2 separate regions of the Homo sapiens genome follow, and region 1 is linked to region 2. A link is an interaction called in ENCODE POLR2A ChIA-PET data of the cell type or tissue named here. Cell type or tissue: HCT116. All regions are shown on one strand.

What was found. Peaks named below come from ENCODE experiments on the same cell type or tissue, not always from the same donor. Only the 100,000 strongest peaks of a DNase experiment are listed, where the experiment ranks them.
Region 1: POLR2A ChIA-PET joins it to region 2 with 5 read pairs; 3 of 35 experiments call an interaction of 5 or more read pairs at or near these places.

The regions. Positions count from the first base shown.
Region 1 is chr5:115,605,592-115,608,091 of GRCh38, forward strand. All of the region lies in intron 3 of TMED7-TICAM2 (TMED7-TICAM2 readthrough), which reads right to left. All of the region lies in intron 2 of TICAM2-AS1 (TICAM2 antisense RNA 1), which reads left to right. Among named protein-coding and RNA genes, the nearest start is that of TICAM2, 4.4 kb to the left of the region's middle. In HCT116, no CTCF peak of the experiment used is centred here; no DNase peak of the experiment used is centred here.
Region 2 is chr5:115,846,245-115,848,744 of GRCh38, forward strand. The region is part of intron 1 of AP3S1 (adaptor related protein complex 3 subunit sigma 1); the gene reads left to right. Among named protein-coding and RNA genes, the nearest start is that of AP3S1, 5.6 kb to the left of the region's middle. In HCT116, no CTCF peak of the experiment used is centred here; a DNase peak (open chromatin) is centred at 1,227; H3K4me3 peaks cover 1,537 bases; H3K27ac peaks cover 2,500 bases.

The DNA.
Region 1 (2,500 bases), 240 kb before region 2:
ATATATGGAAACGAGGAAATTCACTGGAATGCCTCTTAGTGCTAACAGTCCTAGTCAGTGGAAAACTGCAGCAACCCAGTAAAGACAGGCCTATCAACGGCTCAATTCTGTAGAAATGAAGGTTTAGGTCACTTCATTAGACAAAGAATCCCATCTAGTCAAAATCCTGGAGGAAGGTAAGAAGAAGGATTACTAAGCTTGATTATGGTACTTTATTCCCCCAGAAATAAAACCAAAAGATGGTTTACTAGGACGTTCAAAATCAATAAACTTCTAGCCAGATAAGTCAAGAAAAAAGAGAGCAGATGCAAATTACCAATATTAGAAATGAGAGAGGGACATGACATTCCAGTTATTAAAAGGTTACTAAGGAAAGATTATGAACAACTTTATGCCAGCAAATTCAACAATTTATATGAAATGGAAAAAATCCTTAAAAGCCAAACAGTCAAGATGAAACAGATTATTTTAAAAGCCCTAAATCTATCAAAGAAATTAAGGTGTAGTGAAAAATGTTCCGAAAAAGAAAACTTCATGTCCAGGTGACTTCAATGGTGAACTCTACCAAAACATTTAAGGAAGAAATGATACCAATCCTACACATACTCTTCAAAAAAATTCAAAAGGAGGGAATACTTCTGAAATCATTCTATTAAGCCAGCATTAGTATCATACTAATCAGACAAAAGACATTACAAAAACAGAAAACTAAAGACCAACATCGCTCATGGATATAGATGTAAGATTCTAAACAAAATTTGAACAAATCAATGATGGTTGAGAATTTTCCAGAACTGATGTATCAACCCACAGATCTAAGATGCCAAACAAAGCCTAAGTGGGAAAATACAATAAAATCCTCACGTATATACAACACAATGAAACTCAAAAAAAAAAAATTATAATTACAAAGAGAAAATCGTGAAAGCAGCCAGAGGAAAAAAAAATGGATTAGTCTAAATGGAGCAAAAGACTGACAGGTGACTTCTTCCCAGTAACAGTGGAAGTCAGAATACAAGGGAAAGTTATCTTTACCTTTCCAGATAACCATCCATTTCAAGGGAGAAAAAAAAAGTCCTTCAAAAAGAAGGCAAAATAACGACATTTCAAAAAACAAGAGCAAAGTAAATGTGCCACCAGGTGACCTGCACTAAAGTAAATTCTAAACATATACTCAGGCAAAAGAAAAATTACTCCAGATGGAAGCTCAAAGACACAGCAAGGAATGGAGAGTAAGAAAGGTGGCAAATTTGTGGGTAAATCTAAGTCAATATTAACTATATAAAACAACAGTAATAACTTACATTTAAAGAGATACAACATATGTGACAACCACATATATAAGCTGGGAGGAAAGTAAATGGGATTAAAGTGTTCTAAGGCTACTGCACTGCGCAGAAGTCTGGGCGAGTTTAGGCGTTGATAAGTCAGAGATGCATAATGAAATTTCTAGAACAACCATGAACAGAAATATATACAACATCCCATCTGATAGGTAGAAGAAAAAAAGGAGTAACAAAAACAAAACTATCAAAAAAAAAGTAGAAAAAAAGGAACATAGAACAGATAGGACACATACTAATAGTAACAACAATATGATATAAACGAGACACCTCTAAAAACTAAATATACACAAAGACTGAAAGTAAAACTGTGGAAAATGATATACGACACAAGTGCTAGCCAAACGAAAGCTGGTATAGCTACATTAATATCAAATAAAATTAATTTTAAGGCAAAATTTATTAGTGGAAATAAAGATAATTTTGTAATGATAAAGCTTCTTTCAATTAACCTGGAAAATATAACAATTATACATTTGTATCCCAATACAAAATAGAAAAAGAGAGAAATTGAAAGAATCACACAAACACATCTAAAATCATGCTAGCTACATTTTAACACAATTCTCTTAGTAATCAAGAGATATATACCAAAAACAAAAAAATCATCACTAAGGATACTGAAGACTTGAAAATTAATGAACATGACTAAAATGATTAATGAACATAAATAACTGTAGAACTCTTTTCAAGCATCCTAAAATTTATAAAAACCAGCCACTTATTATGTCATAAAGCAACTGTTAACACATTTCAAAGAATTTAAATCATATAGAGAATATATCATCTGATCACAATTCAATTATGTTAAAAATCAACAATAAAGGAAAACTTAAATATTCATGTTTGGAAATTATAGTTCCAAATAGTATCTATGGATCAAAGTAGTAATGATAATGAAATAAAAAACTTTGCAGTTAGTGAATAACTAAAATGCTAGATATTGAGACTTGTAGAATGGAGTTAGTAGTAGGCAGAATTCTAAGATGGTTCCTGAAATCCTTTCCAAGCCCCATATCCATACCTTTGTGTGGACAACGCCTGTTACATTTAGTAAGAGAATATGGCAAAAGTGAAAGGATTTTGCAGATGCAATTAAGGTGCCTATTTAGTTGACTCTGACTTAATCAAAAGGGAGACTATCCCAGGTGACTCTG
Region 2 (2,500 bases):
ACACTCCTCCAGCTTTGGCTTCCCAAAGTGCTGGGATGACAGATCTGAGCCACCATGCCTGGCCTGTGAATTACTTTTATAAAGTGGAAATGTCTTTCTTTTGTGTGAATTATCTTAGTTGTTTCTTCAGATATAAAATACTGTGTGTATGTATGCATGTGTGTGTACACACCACACACATATTAAGTGCAAGCAGGAAAAATTTCAAATTAACCTATATGAGTTGCCTCAATTTTTTTAATAAACTGTATTTAATTAAACTGTTAACCAAATGCAAGCCTTAGGAGGAACTCTAAGATTCTTCTTTCTCGTTTTTTTTTTTTTTTTTAAATCTTAACATAAAAATACAAAGTGTTGAAAGTATAGATAACTTCTTTTTTCTTTTAAAAATATCCCTTAAAAAGATCCATCCATGTTCACTCATGTCTTTTTTTAGTGACTATTAAGACGTTGTGGCAGATGGGATAATTAAACTTATGTCTGTGATCAAGATAGAATTATCAACACTCCTGAGTATGAGGGTGTTAACACATACTAACACACGGCATTTCAGCTTTTTGTTAAGAAGAAAATTCCATACGATTTGGTTTCCTTCCATATTAGTTATAATGCGTTTGTCTGCATAAATTGGGTTTTATGTAGCCTGACTCAAGTGCTTGGAAAGAACTATGTTAGGTACATTATAGGAAGTGCAGAGTAGTAGACCGATTCCAAAAGTATTTGATTCAGCAAATCAATGACTTTATTGTAGATCCAATTTCTTTCTCTTTCTCTGCTTTACTCATCACAAAATTACTATTATCCAAAGGCTGTTTTTCTCCTTTGGTAATCAGTTCAATTCAGAAAGAGACAACCATCTGTTTCTGCAGTCCTGGACTGTGTCTTTCCCTTCATTCTGGTTAGACCCACCCAAGACCAATATTCTTACCCTAATCAACATCCAACTTTGGATTGGAGCTGAAGATGAGAGTGAAAACGGGAATAAAATGGATATTCTGTTGGAAAGATGAAAGAAAGGAGTGGATGGTGGGTAGGCAAACAAGGGTCTGCTATTTCTTCTTCTAAACTTTTAAAAAAATATTTATTTTTATGGCCGGGTACAGTGGCTCATGCCTGTAATCCCAGCACGTTGGGAGGCCTAGATGGGAGGATTGTTTGAGCCCAGGAGTTCAAGACAAGCCTGGGCAACGTGGCAAAACCCTGTCTCTATGCCAAAAATACAAAAATTAGTGAGTCATGTTAGCACACACCTATAGTCTTAGCTGCTTAGGTGGCTGAGGTGAGAGGATCACTGAGCTCCGGAGATCAAGGCTGCAATGAGCTGAGATTGCGCCATTGCGCTCCAGCCTGGGTGACAGAGGAGACCCTGTCTCAACAAATTTAAAAAAATATATGTTTTTATTGAGGTATAGATGACAAAAAAAAATTACATATATTTACCGTGTACATGTTATTTTTGTATATGTATATATTGTGAAATGGGTAAATCAAGCTAACTAACATGTCTATCACCACTATTCCCTCTTTATTAGCTTTTAATATATATTAGTTTTCTGAAATTTTAGATTGCTTCTGAGGTTGTTAATATCAGGAATAGTTCCTTGTAATATGCAATACTGAACCTGTGTCACAATAGATCTTAATTTCAGGTTTTCCTTATATCAAAGTATCCTCGAAAAACCCAAATGCTTATACGTTCACAGTTTTTATGTGGAGTATGCTGGAAAACTTGCTTTTTAAAAATTAAGACTAAACCTTTTGAATATTTAATTGTAAAGGAGGAAATAAAGTCTTCAAAGTTAAAATGATTTTTGGTTATGAGGTAAGTGTTATAAATAGGACAATGTTATAGGTCATTTCATGGCTTTTCTAAAAGAAGGCCTTACGTGACGTACCTATATTATATTCTTTAGCAAAGTTGTTTTCAATTTTAAGTAAGTTTCTTTTTTTGTGACTGTGGAAAATTAAATATTAAGGCCACTAAGGTCATTCTTGATTTTACCACACACAGATAATTATTAACACTTAGTGTATTTCCCCCCGGTCTTTATTTTTCTTTTCAGAATGTCCCAGTGAATAGGATATACCTTTTAGACATTAATAACACAAATAAATGCTTTGAAGCTGATGATGGATTTATTAAACATTGTGGCTTTAAGATAACTGAATATGTTAATGTTCAGCCACTCTCTTGTTAAAATTTAAAAAAGACAGTATATGGTAATAGCACATTAATAATTTGCATGTCCTAAGAAATGTGTATATATCTTTCTTTTGTATAAAATTAAACTTACCTGTGTAACCTGAGGTTATCAGTGTCCTTGTCTTTTTCGTTCTGAAAGGAAATCTTTGCTAATTTTTGTTTGAAAGTCAAGAGTTCATTCTTACCTTTAGCACTTAGTCTTTTTTGTACCTGTGGATTATGGATTTTGTCACTGCTGTTTTATAATTCAAGGTGATTCTGAGTTGTTACCATCTAGAGGGCCCAGTCCCCTTCCAA